Linked DNA regions of Mus musculus: region 2 is linked to region 1. Evidence: chromatin loops called from intact Hi-C (ENCODE). Cell type or tissue: gastrocnemius. All regions are shown on one strand. Links, peaks and the distances in the headings refer to the core of each region. The heading gives the core; the rest is flanking DNA.

Region 1 (8,919 bases), core at 267-8,266:
ATCCATTCATTTACTCATTCATTAATTCATCCACCCACTTATTCATTCACCCATTCATTAACTCACCCACCCACTCATTCACTCACCCATTCATTAATTCATCCATTCACTCACTCATTCATTAATTCATCCATCCACTCATTCATTTACTCATTCAACTATTCATTCACTCACTCATCCACACATTCTTTTGCTCAGTTATTCGCTCATCCATTCACCTATTCACCCATTTGTCCATTCACTCAGATCCACTAGTTTGCTCACACACTAACCCATTCATTTATTCATTTGCCCACTTGGTTGTTCATTCACAGGAGCTGAGCCTGTATATGCCCTGGGTCTATTGTTGAACCTTTTGAGAAAAACCCCTGCTGTCCTGGAGCTGGTTTCTTGGGGGCCAGTGCCAGGCACCCCGAAGCTATGGTGGGGTTGTGAGCCTGTCAGAGGAACACCTACAAAAGGGAGCAGTCAGGACTGATGCTTGTGCTGGAGGAGGGGAGAAGGCAGCAGGAAGGGGTTGGCATATTCAAAATCCATGAATTTGAATAGTGGAAATGCTGGAGGTCACAGCTGGAGCAGTGGCACTGGGGCCTGGGGTCAGTGGGGGACAGAGAAGAACACTCAGGAGGGAAGGTATTGCCCCTAAGAGGAGGGCTCAGTGTGGCACTGGAGGTAACAGGAGATATAGAGTTGGCAGTGTCTGGAACTCCTGGGAGGCATGCTGGTGCTGAGGGCATACCTTGACCTTGGACTCCAAGGGGAAGCCATGGTGGGCAGGAGGCACAGCTGTGCAAGGATCAGTCTCTGAGCTCTCTGCCTCAGAGGCAAAAACTGGTTTTGACAGCAGCCAGGTGCCTCCTGTGTCTGGGTGGCCATGCTCAGACCTTCCATCTTCCCTGATGGCACAGGGTCCCTTCCTGCTCCAGAGTGGGTCTGGGAACCCAGAAACGTGTTCAGCGTGGTGGGGCATGGAGGCCAAGGGTAGGAACCAGCGATCTTCTGCCTCTGTCCCAGTCTTTGCCTTTACCCAGGCTCCTGTGCTATTCACACGGTCGATGCCTCCCTCTGGGGAGCCTTCCTTATCCCTCCCACCAACACCATCAGCTTTTTGAGCACCTACTACATACATCCTAGGCCCAGGGAGCTGGCACACAGCTACAGGCAACCCCCCACATCTGACCTCAGGAATGACCTAGAAAAGGCAAAGGAGCCAAGAGGGGTAAGAAGGGAGCAGTCCTGGGAGTGTGAGGACCACAGTAGGAATAAAGGGAAAGCAAGCAAGTGTTCTGGTGGCCAGTAGGATGTCCACCATCCTGCCTTGGCTTCATCCTTCCCACATTGCTTGTCTCCTCTGCGCTCAGGATATGGGGCGTGACTAGACTGTATTAAAGCGTTCTGTAAGCATGCTCCTCCCGGATGCATGTCCTGTGGGTACGTTTTTGGCTCAAAGTCCTATTTTGAGCCTGATCCTTGTTGATACGTGATGCTCCAGTTGACACAAGGCCACGGCGATGGGCTATTCCACAGCACGGATATGTCACTACACATTGGGTCATCCTCCCAGTGACGGGTGTGTAGCTGGGTTTTTTCCCCCTTTACCACCCAGGCTGTAGGAACTCCTGGACCAGTTGACACCCCTGGCTTCCCATGCTTCTAAAGGAAAAGCACCTGCTGACAGGAATCAACAACAGCTGCCGGACGACACCCGCATGGCCCCACAGTGACAGTGGTGACACAGTGCCCAGGTCCGGGTGTCCTTCCTCCCAGGGACACTCTAGGTTTACAGCTCAGCCCTTCTTTCCCTCTAAGAGACAGACTATGGCATCGCTCTCGCGTCTCAAGTCTCTGGCCACTCTGTGAAGAAAGAGCCAATGTGAGCTCACGGCCATGGTCCAGTTCCCTCCCTGCCCTGCTATAGGTAGAGTGGCTTCCACCACATGCCTGAAATGCTCTCAATGTGGTCTGGACTCTGAGCATCCACCCCAGCTGTTTCCTTTGCCCAGAAGCCTTTCCCTACACCAACCCTATTTCCCCCTTTGCTTTTACAGTCTAGCAGGGGGACACAGCGCAGAGACATTCAATAACTTGTCTGGGGACCACAGCAAGAGTAAGCAGAGTCCCCTGAGCCCATCAGCAGCACCATGTCTCTGTGGTACACACCAACTACTCCAGCATCACCAGATCCACAAAGGCTTGGAGATGACAATCCAACCACAAAGTGTGCACGTGTGTGTGGATATGGATGTGTGTATGTATATGTGTGTGTGCATGTGTGTGTTGTGTATATATGTGTATTGTGTGCATGTGTGTGTGCATGTGTGTTGTATGTATGTGCATGTGTGTGCTGTGTGTATCTGTATGTGTTGTGTATATGTGTATGTGTGTTGTGTGTATGTGCATGTGAATGTGTGTGCTGTGTGTATATGTGTATGTGCATGTGTGGTGTGTGTGTGTTGGGGCTGAGGCCCAGATAGGAAGCAAGGCATGCCCAGGGCACTCAGTGGGCTGTCTGCAGGCCAAGCCAAGTTCTTTCCATCTGCTGGACTCCTAGGACTCAGTTCCCCAGCAGGGTAAGTGTGGTATGGGTGTCTGTCTCATTTCTCTCTGTGTTTGGGATGTAGCGGGAAGGAGCAGAAGCCTGGAGCAAAGGCTTGTCACTGCTCACAAGGATCTGCTATTCAGGTCACTGGCTGGGGCCACGAGGCAGGGAAGGAGGAGGGTCAGCTGGCTGGACCATAGGGGGGCTGCAAGGCCCCAGGAGCTGTCACCGCTGACTGATGGATAGGGACAGCTTCCAGTCACTGGCCATCCCGCCACGAGCCCCGTGGCCATCTCTGTGGCCGCCCACTCTGGCCTCCAGCCCAGAGCTTTGCTTTGAATGTCCACAAGGTCTTTGTTCCTGATATGAAGCTAGGCCTGAGGGGCTGAGGGGCCCCTTTCAGGGGAAAGAGCTGCCAGCGGTGGCTTTCCCTGCCTGCAACCCCCACTGTGTCCATCTAACCTGCGGGCAGGAGGGGCCAGCTGGGACAAGGGATCTTAGGAAGGGGAAATGGGGGCAAATAACCACCAAATTCCACCAAGCAGGGACTAGGGATCACGCCTTTTAAGACTGTGGTAATCAAGGCACAGAGAGGGCAACAGTCTTGAGAGGTCCAACAAGCTAGAGGCAGGGTTTGAGCTGACTCCAAGGCAGTCCGATGGTGCTGTGCGGTGAGCACCTGTTGGGCACCTGGCTGACTTGTCTCTGCAGACAGAGCCATTTCTGGTCACTCTGCATCTGACTGTGCCTCCTCAGACAGGCCGGTTCTTTGAGCCTCAATTTCTTTTTTTCAACAAGCGATATTTACTTATAGAGGACCTCTTGTGCTCTCAGGACCCTGGGGAGATACACATCAGATACAATCTCCAGTCCCAAAGCACCCACAGGATCAGATAAGTCAGCAGATAGCATGTGAGGGATGAGTTGTGCTTGGTGGATAGAGGCAGACACGGGACATAAGCAGTTCCACTGTGAATATGGCTCCTAACAAATGTCTTCAGAGAGCAATGTGGGTCTAGGCAGGGGTCACTGGTGGCTGGGATGAGCCAGTGGAAGAGCTGAGGCAGAGGCAGTGGGGCAGTGAGGTGTCCAAGCAAGAGATGATGGGGGCTGGTTCCCCACCACCTTGTGCAGGCTGAGCTATGGTTCAGGGATGGTGAGGACACCCATTATAGATTCATCCTATGACCTCATGGTTTCCCTCCAGAGGGGTAACAAGGTTGCAAATGGTCGTGACAGTTGGAAGGTTCAGTTACTTGGTACCCATCGGCTGCAGGTTCATGGACAAGAAAGTGGAGCCTGAAGCAACCACAGAGGGAAAAAGAGAATCAGAACTTGGTACATGGGAGGCAGGAGACTAGTGTGAGACACTTGAAGGTGAGAGCTGGGTGCTGTCAGGAATGAATTGGTGCCACTCAGATGTCACCAAATAAGCTCAAAACTATCAGATGTAAAGGCTGAGTCAGGAGGATTGCTGAGAGTCTAAGGTCAGGCTGGGCTAAACAGTGAGGGGAATTTCAAATGACAAATGTTATAATTTACCAAAAGTTAAAACAAATGATACAATGTATCAGAACCACCATCCAGCTTGTGCAGGTAAACGTATGGGACCTGAGTTGTATTGAACACAACTGTTATTAAAGAAATGGACAAGCAAATGGGGGCCAGCCATGGGCGGGAGACGTATCTCAGGGGGCATGAAGGTACAGTGTGAAAGGTTTGTCAAATAGTGACCAGGTCACTCCATCCCTTCTTAGTGAACACGCTACCCAGAGCCTTCTGGGAAAATCCTGACTGATTTGCTGTGTGTCTTTTGGAAAATCACATGACCTCTCTGAGCCTTGGTTTTCATCTTCTATGTATCAGCTATCTGTTGAGGGCCCGAGCTGCTCAGGGGGTCAGAGGCTGCGAATGCTTTCTTTCAGTCCTTGGCACACTGGAGAGGACACAGGGGGGCCGGAGGGCCTGGAGGCCTGGCCGAGTTTGGTGAGATGGGGGAGGGAAGGAGTCTGCACTGGGCTGAGCCAGTCTCAGCACAGGGTGGCGCCCAGTTTGGCCTGGCCCCAATGCCCTTACCCCCTCTCTCCCTCCTTGCCCTCTGCTGGAGCTGGTCACGGATCCCATTCTTCTGGCAAATGATCTCCATGTGTCTCGGGTTGGGTTTCCCCTCGTCTGGCCCGTCCCCCTTGGGAACCTAGGCCCCCCACGGTCTGACCCCGAGAGGGGCCGGCAGGACGCGCCTGGCATCTGGTTTAACCATCAGAGCCGGACTTGTTTCGGTTTTAATGACCCGTGGAGCCCTCAGGAGAGGGAGTGAGCCCGGGATGAACAGGCACAGGAGGTGGGAGGGCGGGAACAGGACACAGCAAACAGATTAATGGGACGGGCAGAGAAAAACGCTCACTCACTCCTGCAAGCCTTGCAGGGAAGAGCTTCCCTTCCCACATGGGCTGCAGCTGCATGCGCTCCCTTGCGTGGCTCCTTCACTTGGCCTTTCTTCTCAGTGTGTGCTCACTAGTCCTCTTTCCATTGGTCCGCCAGCATCAGCCCTGCACTTTCCCTTGCCTCACGTCCCGGGGGACCCTACTTCGACCCCCATATTGGCTCTTTCTCAGACTTATGGGTGACATGGAACAGTGGGATTGCTTCTGCTCAACCATTGTGCAAGTGAGCAAGGAAGTGGTGTGGGCGGTGGGGATCATGCTTATTTGGTCCTTGCTGTCACCTGAGCTGCTGGTGCCTTCTTACAAAGGAACCCTACAGGAACCCTCTACTGGCTTCTCACAACCCTGGTTGTGGCTGTCCTCCTACTCTGAGGCTGAGAAGAGGCAGGTTCAGAGAGGTTTGGTTACTAGCTCAAGGCTGCACAGCTGTTACAGGTCACACCCTGGATTCATGCTCTCCTGATTTCCGTTCTTGAGAAAAGTTGTGTGGGAGGCAGAGAGCCCTCTGCCCTTTTAACTGTCCTTTGAACTGGGACAGTTTCTAAGTGCTCATTCAACCCCAGCCTTGCCTGTCTTCTGGGCTCCAGATTCCAAATCTGACCACAGAGAGAATCGTTTTGTTGTTGTTGATGATGATGATGTTGTTTGGGGGAGCATATAGGGTGAGAAGATGGGCTCCAATTTCTCAGAAGGGTAAACTGAGGTTCAGGAAGGCCAATGACCCCAGGGGAGGCTACAGCCAAGCCAACTCAGGGTAGAATTCAATTCCAGGCTTTATTTATGGCCCCATTTCATAGTTCATTTGGGTTTATTTCTATCTCAGTGTGAAGCTGCCCAAGGATGTCTCGGATCTTGTCATCCTCAGATCACAGCCACGGGGTACAGTGTTAGGATAGATGGGGCTTGCAGAGGCAGGGGGATTGCTGAACTTCAAGTCTTCTGTCTGTCTCCCAGGAGCGTGATGACCAAATCTCTTCTGTCTAATGGGCACAGCCCTGTTCTCTGTGTGTTCTGGAGGGCAAAAACAGGTTGATGGTGAAATCTGTGCTGTGCTTGGAGTGGAGCCTGGCACACACAGGCGCCTACCACCATCCTGCCTGTTGGCAGCATGATGTATCGCCATTTCTGATTAATGGTGGCTTGGCGCGGCACCGGCCAGGCCTGGGACAGCTTTTGGAACAGAAATAGCTTATTGTCCTGGGACCTGGGGAAGAGCAGGGCTATGGTGCCAGCCTCTCCAAGCCTCGATGTCCCTGTCTGTGGGATGGGTCAGGCCCTGTCCTCATCAGTTGGAGCTCTGCCTGCAAACTGTTCAGGAGCAGATGCCAGCTCAGCTCTGCTCCTGGGTGGGTGATGGCCAAGATTAGGTTTCTGAGCCTCTATGCCTGCTGGACTGGAGAGGGCCTCACTGGTCCTCCATCCTTACTGAAAATAGCCTTGCAAATCCCTCTCGTAAAACCCCAGCCTCCCACCCCAGGCCTTCCAGGGACATACCAGAAACTAAAATAGAGTTGAGATCAGCTGTACCCTGACTCCGGTACCCACCTGACTTGGCCGGCTCCTCTGCAGCTCTGCACAAAGTTCTAAAGATGGCTATCAGGTGGGCCCATTTTCCATCCCGGTTAGGTAGTGGCCTAAGCTGTTTCTGGGGACTCAGGTCAGAAGTCAGAAAGCAATGGGGGCTTCTGTCACCAGCTTAGAAACCCTCAAACACACATCTGAAGCAATTTATTCCACTCTGGCCTATGAACCTGGGGGGCTGGGCTAAGCTGTTTAGTTGTGTTATGAAGGCTGGTAAAATCATGAATTGAATAGATGGATGGACAGATAGGCATATGAATTGTACGGATAGGTGGGCAGACAAACAGATGGACAGTGTCTGCCCAGCTGCATAGAAAACCCTGGACTTTCTTTCCTCTTGACTGGGACAGAGGCTGGATTACCTCAGTTGAGCCACACCATGGTACCTTCCAGAGGCTCAGAGCTGTTTCTGCCTCATGTCTTCTCAGGGATCTACCTCCATAGCACACCAGGAGCTGCCGAATGACCAGGTGATGGATCAGCTGAGCACCTGTGTGACCGTGACGGCAAAGCTGTCTGCATGGTGTGTGTGCTGCACACCTGTCTGTAATTTGGGCCTCTTGTGGTGCTCTGTTCCTGGGAATTCCTGGCCCCTAGATTTCTGCATATATGGTTCCTCCTTCTCTCCCATCCCTAAGCTCCCTCCTCCTCCTCCTCCTCCTCTTCCTTCTCCTCCTCTTGCTCCTCCTCCTCCCCCTCCTCTTCCTCCTCCTTTTCCTCCTCCTCCTCTTCTTCCTCTTCTTTCTCCTCCTCCTCTTCTGAGCACCACTGCTTTGTCTGTGGGTGTCCCCAGTTGTCTACCCCAGAACCTTTTAAGTCCTACTAAATGAACTTGAAGTATGGGACCCAGGAGGTGATGGTCACATGACTCTCCTCATGCCTCTAAGAAAGCTGGGAATGTTTGCTGAATGAATGTATGACCTTGCTGAGCAATCTCAGTTGAGCCTTCTTTGAGTGTCGATTCTGAGCTCTACTGTAGCTCCAGAACTCAGGGAGAGGCTCCATGGACGTGGGTGAGTCCCTTCACCCCGAACTTCAGGGTCATGTCTGAAACAGGGCCTCTTATGGGATTCTGCAGGCCTAGGAAGGTTGACTCCTCAGGCAGGGCCACAGGCTCTGTTTACTGTGCAGCAGCTGTCTCTAGACATAGGCTACATTGCAAGGGCAGAGACACCCAGCTACCCACCCAGCTCACTCAGGGAGGGAATGAAGCATCCTAGGTCCCGAGGTGAGGTGGAGGGGTGGAGGAAGGGCCCCAAGTCTGTCCCATGACCTCTCAGACATACTAAACTCCAGCACAGATTCCCTCAATAGCTCAGAACTGTTAGTGGCTACACAGTCACCACACAATCAATGCTTCTCGCTGACCAACTCCTCCCTGCGTGGTGATGATGATTGCTAGGTTACCCTCTGACCCCAGCCCAGGAGGCAATATTCTGAGGAGTAGAGAGGCAACATCCCCCACACTAGGGTGACGGAGCCCCCAAATGATGCCTCCTCACTGTACCTCAGCGTTTAACCCTTCAGGAGATCCCACTGTACAGATGGCCGAGGAAGGGGCAGAGGTGAGAGGGTTTCAGGCCCCTCTGCTGTGGCCCACAGAGACACATGGTGTCAGGGTTAGCCATGGTCCTCCACGGAGGGCCGGTCACCCTGGGTTCGGGAGGGCTTTCTCTTTCCAAATGGGTGGGTCTTTGTGTCACTCACGCTTAGTCAGCCCACAAACATTTACTCAGTCCTTTCTTGGGGCTGGGGTTGGGTAATACAATATTGCTGCAGACAAGAGAGAGCATGTGCAGGGACGAAAGACCCCCGGGAGCCTATGTCTCAGTGTGTGTGCATGTGTGAAGTCAGGGCGGGTTTTAAACTGAGGCCCGAAGGACTCACAGGAAGTGCAGAGGGCAGAGAAGCCAGCAGACACATCGGGAAAGGTATTCCAGGGCCAGGCGGTCCATGAGCCAGGTGACCTGGCTCCTCCAAGTCTGACACCCCTCTGTCCTGGGTGACTCCCACCTACTCTTGATTCCCACTGATGAGTCATTTTTGGGAGGCCAGCCAAGTCTGGAGGATGGGTAGCAACCTCCTCTGGGTCCCCACAGTTTTTGCCACCTCCTTCCTGATTTGCCTAGAAGACTATGAGCTCCCTGGAGCACAGTCATCCATGGATACTATTGTGACCCTGTCAGTGAGTGATGGATGGAGGTGTGAGTGAGCCTGCTGACCTCCATGCTCGGGGTGAAGGTTGCCCATCCTGGTGCCCATGGACCTGCAGGCTGATCCCTCCTGCTCCTCCCAGAAGGTGCGGCTGGGACACAAGACCAATGTCAGCAGTACTGAGACAGAACACTATTGGCT
Region 2 (8,919 bases), core at 327-8,326, 270 kb after region 1:
AGGATCAGGATGCCTGTCCACTCCGTCCCTGGCTTTCTGCACTGAGTTCTCCCTGCACAGAGGCTTCTGCTGGCCTATACCTGGCTGCCTGGCAGAGGTTGGTGCTACTTAAGAGGCATCTGGAAGAGGAAGAGCTCTGTGACTGTTCTCTGTTAGCATGTAGAATTAAAAAAAACTAACCAACCAACTAATCAAACAAACAAAGCAAAAAAAAAAAAAAAAAAAAAAAAGTAAAAGCTTCAATCTACTGTAGGGCCAGAAACTGTAGGGCCGAAACTGCACAGTTTGGACAGCTAGGGTGTTGTCAAATGAGTCAGGACAGTTCTGTCTCAACCATCCCCAACCCAGACTCATCTCTTCACAAACTCCAAACAGGTTGTTATTTATTTATCTGTGTTTACATTAATTCATTATCCCATTCCTTTAAGTTGTTAATCCAGTTATCTATCTATCTATCTATCTATCTATCTATCTATCTATCCATCTATCTATATCCATCCATTCATCTATCCACCCACCCACCCATCCACTCACCCACCTATCCATCCATCCATCCATCCATCCATCCATCCATCCATCCACCCATTCATCTACCTATTCTATCTATCTATCTATCTATCTATCTATCTATCTATCCTATCCTATCCATCTATCTATATCCATCCATTCCATCTATCCACCCACCCACCCATCCACTCACCCACCTATCCATCCACCTATCCATCCACCCATCCATCCATCCATCCATCCATCTACCTATTCTATCTATCTATCTATCTATCTATCTATCTATCTATCTATCCATCCATCCACCCACCCACCCACCCACCCACCCATCCATCTATCGATCTATCTATAACCTGTCTACCCACCTATTACCTATTTATCATCTATTTATGTGTTTATCTGTTGATCATCTATGTGTTTATCAGTCGATCGTCTATCATCTATCTATCTATCTATCTATCTATCTATCTATCTATCTATCCATCCATCTATCTCTATCATCTACCTATGTATTTGCCTATCAATCTATCAACCTATCAATCATCTATCTATGTATCTATCAACATACCATCTATTTATCTAATCTATCATAATGTATCTATTTATCTATTATCTATCTATGAATCCCTCTATCAATCTGTCATCTATCTAATCTATCATCTATCTACCATCTCTTCACCTATTATCTAGCTATCTATCCATCTATCCATTTGTCTGTGTCCACTCATCCATCCATCCATCCATCCACTCCAGAACAAGCCTGTCCTGTCTTCTGGTTCCCAGGGAATCCTGCTGTGTGTTCTCACGTGGCTCACTGTTTCTCTGAACTCCAATTCTCTCAGTATAGGTGAAGCTTGGAAACACTTCTACACACCAGGGCAGCGTGAATGTCTGTTAAAGACTGGCCGATATGTTATATCTCTAGACAGATAGTGTGAGTCTAAGTCTGAATCAGTAGAGGAAGGGGACCAGGACTCTGCCTTGCACCCACAGAAGATTCCAAAGTTTCTTTCCTCCAACATAGTGGGTTCCTGGTTCTAGTGGCTTGGAAGGTGGTGGGGTATCCTCCCCATGATGGACACATTTATACTGTGCCTTCCCACCGACCCCGGGGCTTCCCCAGCGGGCGTCACCTCCTACTTACACCCATGGATGGTCCTTATGGGTCCTTATACTTTGTTCTTCTCCATGTCCCAGCACCAGCACTCTCAGGGATGGGCTAGCACAGGGATATTCAACTAGGCCCCCAGACTGGCCCCTCTGATCTAATCCAAACCAAACCAGGAGAGCAAAACCCTTAGAGGCTGCACAGCCACGGCAGAGCCCTCGTATGGAGCTGCAGGCCTTTGGCCAGGCGCTCTGCCTTCCTTGCCTCCGATCATTCTGAGCCCTGAGAATGCTCTAGAGATGCCTTGGCTGTGCAGAACCTTTTGTAAATTGTCTCATTCCTAAGAGCCCTTCCTTCCTCAAGAGAGGGAGACAGGGGGAGAAAGGCAGAGGGAGAGAAGTGAGAGAAGAAAAGGAAGGAAGGGGTTTTTATCTGCAGCTTGAGCCTCTCCTTAGGATCAGAGTTTTGTGCACTGTTTGAATAAGGTCCACAGTTGAAGGTCACTAGCCATGCCTCTCCTGTGATGAGAGCCTGGCTTGGGAACCCAGTTCTGGCCTGTAACTCAGAGAAACCAGCTTTAAAAGCACGAGTCCAGGGTGGGATGCCTCCAGAGTATTGGCTGGAGGGACCCACTCAGGGACCCTCTCTCGGCAGAGGCAGCCTAGAGGGAGGAGAAGAGCAACAAGCCAGAGAAAGAGGCCAGGCTGGGGCTGGGACAGAGAGTCCTGAATCCCATCTCCAGGTGACTCAGTGCCTGCTTTTGACCTTGGCATTGACCTCAAGAGCCTTCTGCCAGCCTAGGATGTGCGTAGGAAGGTCTCCACACCCAGCTTTGGCTGGCCGCCTTCGGGCCAGGTCACCCGAGGCCAGGCTTGCCTCATCTCGGATTCTTTTCCTTCTCCACGCTGCTCTGTCCTGGCTGCTTTGCTCACTGCAAGTCAGCACCCGTCTGCCTTGGACTGGGTCATATTACAACCACAGCCGGGGCCCGGGGACCCAACCACGGTGTGCCAGAGCAGGTGGCTCGCCTGGGACCCTGAAGTGCACACAGCAAGGTCCACGTTCCTGAGTTTTGTACAAAATCGTCCACAGACTTTAGAATCCACCAGGACGCAGGAGTCAAGACAGCTGGCCTAATGCGACTTGAGCAGAGAAGCCCAGCCCTGCTCAAGACAGCCAGCCACAGGAAGTGACTGAGCCCAGGGCCTAGGCCAAGAGCCTTGGCAGGCCAGCTCTGCAGCCTGGGGAGTCACTGGGCTCCTCAAGTTACAGGAGCTGTTGTCATGGATACCAGTGGTTTTATGGTCTAGCAAGTGGAAACACAGGACACCCAGTTCCATTTGAGCGTCAGATCAACAGTGTAAGTCAACCCCTGGCCGTGCTTGGGAGACACTGATCCTAAGGGTCATTCTTTTCTTTTCTGGATTCTCACATACCAGGGTCCCTGGTGTTTGACCCATCAAACGATGGCCTCATTATTCTTGAAGGAAACCCCTTGAATGGAAGCATCCTCTCCCCTGTGATGTGCAGAGTCCCCAGATGTCAGGAACTCAGAGATCATTTCTCCTAGACTGTGAATGTTAGGTACCCAATACAGATGTCAGCAGTGTCTGTGATGTTGATAACAATTAATAACACTTGACACGGATGTTAGTGCTCATTCGCAGAGCGTCCGCTGTGCTCCAGACACACCCTTTGCTCAACTCTGTCACGTCTTCACTCAGGGACCCTGCGCATGGTGGCTGCATCCTGTCATCATGAACCAGGTTGTTCACAGGGCTCATTCGAGATAGATGCTACAGAGTGTGTGTCCCCCAACTGCCATGGTGGGGCGCTGTGCTGAGTGGCTTGTGAGGGTCACCTCATAAAGTGTCGACTGTTCTGTACACGGAAGTTATTCCTAGGTCATCGGGAGGTCTCTACTTTGAAAGTGGGGAAACTGAGTCTCAAGCTCGGGGACATCAATAGTCAGGAAGCTCAGATCCACAGAGAGAAGCTGGCTTCTGCCCGAGTTCCATACTCCTCTAGGCTTCTCCATCGGCCACATGGTAAGTTGGATCGAGGGTAGACAAGCTGGAGCTGTGCATGTCCCCAGCTGTGCCTAAGGGACCCTACTTCCCCTGAGAACAAAGCTATCACCAAGCCTGTCTCTGCTGCAGTTCATGTCCCAGCTGTGGCTCAGGGTCCCCCAATTCCCCTGCTACAGTGCATGTCCCAGCTGTGCCTCAGGGACCCCATGTTCCCTGCTGCAGTGCATGTCCCTAGATGTGCCTCAGGGTCCCCATGTCCCCTGCTGCAGTGTGTGTCCCCAGCTGTGTCTCAGGGTTCCCCCAATTCTCCTGCTGTAGTACATGTTCCCAGCTGTGTCTCATGGACCCCAGTTCCTCTGAGAACAGCATTATCACCAAGCCTGTCTCAGATGGGGTTGAGGTTTCCTCTGCACACAATAAAGGCCCTGGGACAAATGCTTTCCAGCGCCGATGGCTGGTGCAGTAGTGAGGAAGCTTAAAGGGCAGGGCTCTAGAGAGCTTAGAATAGTTTGTTTTTTTTTTTCATTGCTGTGAAGAAATATCCTACAAGAGCCATCAGAAGGAGAAGGGTTTTATTCTGTCCCCGATTGAGGACATCATGCCCATCAGGAAAGACAAGGCATGAGAAAGCAGACCACACATGGCATCCACAGTCACAAATGCTGGTACTCAGTTCAATTTCTTCTTTGTATCCAGGCCTGGATCCTAGCCCAGGGATGGTGGTTTTCACATTTAGAGTGTATCTCCCATCTCAGTTAACCTAACCTTAGAAATTCCGTCACAGACAGGCCCAGAGGTCTGACTCCTAGGTGATGCTGGAGACTGTCCATTCAACAACATTACCATTTTGGGGGCTGGAGAGATGGCTCAGTGGTTAAGAGCACTGACTACTCTTCCGAAGGTCCTGAGTTCAAATCCCGACAACAACATGATGGCTCACAACCATCCGTAATGAGATCTGATGCCCTCTTCTGGGGTGTCTGTAGACAGCTACAGTGTACTTACATATAATAAACAAACAAACAAACAAATGTATCTTTTAAAACAAACAAAAACACCATTACCATTTTAACCAACAGAGAGGGTTCTGTGACTTCCAGAGCTCTGTGACCTTGAACACACTCCCCAGCCCCTTGGCCCCACATCTTCTATCTCTGGAATGGGAATGATGTCAGTCTATAGGAGTATCTGAAGTCACTGTTGGGGCAGAGCTACAGAGAAGGATCTGGTGTGGGTGGCTTCTTTTCAAGGTGAATTCAGGATGCTGGAATCCAGGGCAGTGAGCGGCAGGAAATAAAGACCTGGTCCCTATGTTCAGGAACAGATGACTATGGCAGACACGGGGAGCTTGGTCCTGCTGGGAACCCCAGGGAGCAGATCAGGGTCCACACTGGGCTGCTCTCAGCCAGGTGCATGGCACCAGATGGTCATTCCCTCTTCTCCAGTCTCCTTCTGAAATGATGCCTCACAGATTGGGTGTGTCTGACCCTGAGAACCAAAGGGAGTCCTGGACAACGAGAGTAGACAGAGGTGGATCTCAGAAGTCAAGTAGGCACAGATACAACCCTAGTCACAGCTACACACATCTCTTGAAAATCCCCCTCAAGTTGAAAAATACCCTACTACTAAAACACGAACAGTGACCATAGCTATATCTTGGCATCTTCAGGAATAAATGAATGGCAACCCAGGATGAAAACCTAGGGGCTTGATCTCACTCAGAGGCTTCAAGGCTAGTGCTATCTTGTGATGTCCAACTGCTCAGAGAAGTACCCCATCCCCCATATCTCCCTGTGCTCCAAGGAGGGAAAGCTTTCTGCATTCTAAGGGAAGCTTGAAACCCTGCAGAGACAGTGCGCACAAAGCATCCCCAGAGCTTCTGCGACAGACAAGCCCTGGGTTCTCTGATTTAATATCATTCTACACTGCGGAGAAATGTGGGGCGAGAGGCCAGTGGTGGGGGGGCATCCAGGCTAAATGGCTGAGTCAATAGTGTATCTATCACCCATGAGGAAGAAACAGAAATGCCATAGAGGGAATGGCCTTTGAGGGAACCTCCCAGTGTCTGGGGTTTTATCTGACTTGTCTCTTATGTCCCTAACTTAGCCATTAAAGGGTGCCTGTAATTCTATTTTTAAGACGAGGAAAGCAAAGACTCAAGAGAAAAACAACAACTTGCCCAGGGCCACATAACAAGGAACCGGCAAAGTCAGAATGAAGGACAGAGTCCATGCTAGCACTAAGAGAGAGGCTACCAGCTCTCTACAGCATGCCACTAGGCCTCAATACTCATGGGGTATGGGGGCCTCGCTGAGGTCACTTCATGGCCTAGTGTCCTTTTCCCCTGGCCTCAGGAGCCATGTGGCTTCAGTGGAGTACCTGGACTTGGTGCCTTCATCTGTAAGGCAAAGGCACATGGAGACCTTGTTTACTGGCACCCGTTGAAAGAGGGTGAGGTTGGGTTAGGGCTAGGGCTAGGGCTAGGGCTAGGGCTAGGGCTAGGGCTAGGGCTAGGGCTAGGGCTAGGGCTAGGGCTAGGGCTAGGGCTAGGGCTAGGGCTAGGGGTAGGGATAGGGATAGGGATAGGGATAGGGATAGGGATAGGGATAGGGATAGGGATAGGGATAGGGATAGGGTTAGGGTTAGGGTTAGGGGGTCACATTGGGACTGATCTGCAGGAGGCAAAAAGGACAAGGCTTCCAGAGCCATCCCGTAAGTCAGACAGGAGCAGCCAGGTGAGCTGTCTACAGCGCCCCATGTCTTCCTCCCCAGCCGTCTCAGGACTTAGTAGGGTCTGCCAAACGCAAGCACCCGGGTTCAATCCTCAGCACAGCAAAACCATGATAATTATAAAGCCCACCCTCTTAGTGATATCCTTCCTCTACAGCTGCTTAGTGGAAATCCCCAGGGTCCCCTGGTGTGGGAGGAGAAGTGTCGTGTCCTTCCTGGGGCTCCTATGTGTGGCGTGCAGTGAGCCAGCCATAGCTGGTACAGTCCTTTGGAGTTAGCCAATCATAGCTGGTACATGTAGCCTGGTAGCCTAGAAAGTTAAGTAGGCAGAGGCAGGAGAGACAGGGCTCTGTCTTCCAGAGCCCATGGGCCCTCTACCTCAAGGCTCCTTTTGACCCATGTAGAATGGAGCTGAAGGCATACAGTGGATTTATCTCTCCCACACACCCACCTTGATCCTCACCTTAAACACACTATGGCTGTGTCTGTGACAGCCTATCTCTAGAACACTCCATGGGGTAGTCACTTGTCCCCATACAGGGATTTGAACCCATGGCCTCAGCATTAGCAACACTACCTGAAGCTCAGTCCATTTTTTTGTTTTTGTTTTTTTTCCTTTTGCTTTTGGACAGAGGTTGACTGAGTTGCCCAGGCTGGATTTGAACTCACTCTGTAGCTTGAGGAGGGTTGATTGAGCTCAATCCTCCTGCCTCAGCTTCTTGAGTAACTGAGAGTTTGGGGCTATAGCATCAATTCAGTGAGAAGAGAGAGAGAGGAAGGGGAGAGATGGGGGCAGCAAGGATGAAGAAAGAAAGGGGGGCAGGGAGCAGCTTCCTCTGGCTGCTGGAATGAGTTACCTCATAGCCAGGTTTCTGGGTCAGGGATGGGGGTACGTGAAGCTCTCATGCAAGACTTTTGGCAGCCGAGCCAATTGGGTTCCTAAAGATTATTATTTTAGCAAACCCATCTTGGATGTGTCCAGAGTCGGCAGGAGGCTCTGCAGTGCTCTCCAAGAAAGTGCACGGCTGCTTGGGTTCTTATTTCAGTCGGGCCCAGGGAGGGGTTCTGTTTTGCTCAGCTTGTGTTTCTGGAAAAGCTGGCCCTTGGGAGGAGCCTGGGTGTGGATGGAGAGCTTGGTGGGTCTGGGGAGGATGGGATGGGGGTGGCTGCCAGACCTGGGTCTCCATTCTGTGTCTGTTCTTGAATCGGGGACCCCAGAAGGAAGTCAGGCTGAAGATCATGTGCTGGGGTCCTTATGCCTCATTCCTGAGCAATATTATCTCTGGGTCTCCAGAGCCTGAGGGCGACAGGAACTGGGGTTGATGGCTCTCTGTGATTGGCTATCACCTGGATGTTGCTGGCCCACTTATTGCCTCAGTTTCCCTCACTCGAATAAAGAGGCTTGAAAGCTTATGCATGCCCTGTCCCTTGCCCTTCCTTCCAACGTTGCTCCTGGCCACTCTCTCCTTCCCAGGCCCCCAAAGAAGCACACCCACCTGCAGCCCCAGGCCCCTCCTTCGTGTCTGAGAGCCTTCAGGACTTCAGCTCTCTCTGTCTCATCGTCTGGGTATCCTAAATAGTACGTTCCCTGACCTCCTGCATGAGTCAGAGGCCCCACAGTGAATTCTTGTCTCTGTTCCCCATTCCTCTAGCAGGACTGCACTAGGAGGTCTGTGTCCCTCGTTGACCCCGAAGCCACCTCCTTGTTCCTTGTGGTACCCAACAGGGCACAAGGATAGCTTCCCCAGGGAAGGTTACAGATGTGTGTCTCTCAGCCAAGGACAGAGCCCAGGACAACAGACAGACAAACAGATGGATGGACGGGAGGCTCCTGCTCCTTGTTACAGTCAAGTGCATCATCTCTGTCTGAGCCTGCCACCTTCAGTATTTGGTAGCCACCCTTCAGATGATGGAAATTCCATTCTGACCTCTTTCCAGGCACGTTCAGAATCTCTGGGGTTGAGACTTCTCCAAAAACTTCTGCAGGATCCTGGTGGGAAGCTCTCTCCTCTCTCTGCGTCAGCTTCCTGGGGGACCCACCGTTCCTTCCAGCCCAGAGCGGCATCACTGTCTACACATCACAAGCCTGGGTTGGTGTCGAGTGTCTCTGACTTTGGAGTCTCGAGCCCCGGACTTAGTTTTATGGGCTTTGGCTGTCGAGGGCAGCCGACGACTCCATCCATCAACCGGGGACTGCTCTAACACTAATGGTGAATTTATAGAAGTGGTTAAACAAAGTGTTGACAATGCGGACGGTGTGTTTCTGATTAACACACGATTCCGAGGGAAGCTGCCATCCGAGGGGGGAGTCAGTAAAACACAGCAGTGAATTCCCAGGCCCCGGAGACTCCGACTAGACTGGATCACCAGAGGTTGCGCAAGGAGATCATGAGTCTGAGGCTGCTGTGGGGACTCTTGTACAAACCCAGAGCCACCCCTCCCTTCCCCCCCTTTTTTTTTCTTGAGAGATTACATCTGAGTTCTCTCTTCCAGCCTTAAGCGTTTCCATTAGAAAATTCTGTCAGCTCCCATGGTGTTCTCTCC

Evidence for each region. Peaks named below come from ENCODE experiments on the same cell type or tissue, not always from the same donor. Only the 100,000 strongest peaks of a DNase experiment are listed, where the experiment ranks them.
Region 2: a loop joins it to region 1, with 2.4 times the contacts of the local background. A loop is called at or near these places in 2 of 42 quality-filtered maps.

The regions. Positions count from the first base shown.
Region 1 is chr5:111,526,482-111,535,400 of GRCm38, forward strand. No RefSeq gene overlaps it. Among named protein-coding and RNA genes, the nearest start is that of Gm36223, 22 kb to the left of the region's middle. In gastrocnemius, for the core only: a CTCF peak has its summit at 4,576; DNase peaks (open chromatin) are centred at 2,821, 4,693 and 6,268; H3K4me3 peaks cover 1,116 bases; H3K27ac peaks cover 7,796 bases.
Region 2 is chr5:111,797,352-111,806,270 of GRCm38, forward strand. Gm36535 (a long non-coding RNA gene) reads left to right here. Exons shown (of 2, transcript XR_003955955.1): 2 at 3,520-8,919. Among named protein-coding and RNA genes, the nearest start is that of Gm36535, 8.4 kb to the left of the region's middle. In gastrocnemius, for the core only: a CTCF peak has its summit at 3,428; DNase peaks (open chromatin) are centred at 2,513 and 2,800; H3K4me3 peaks cover 1,310 bases; H3K27ac peaks cover 7,053 bases.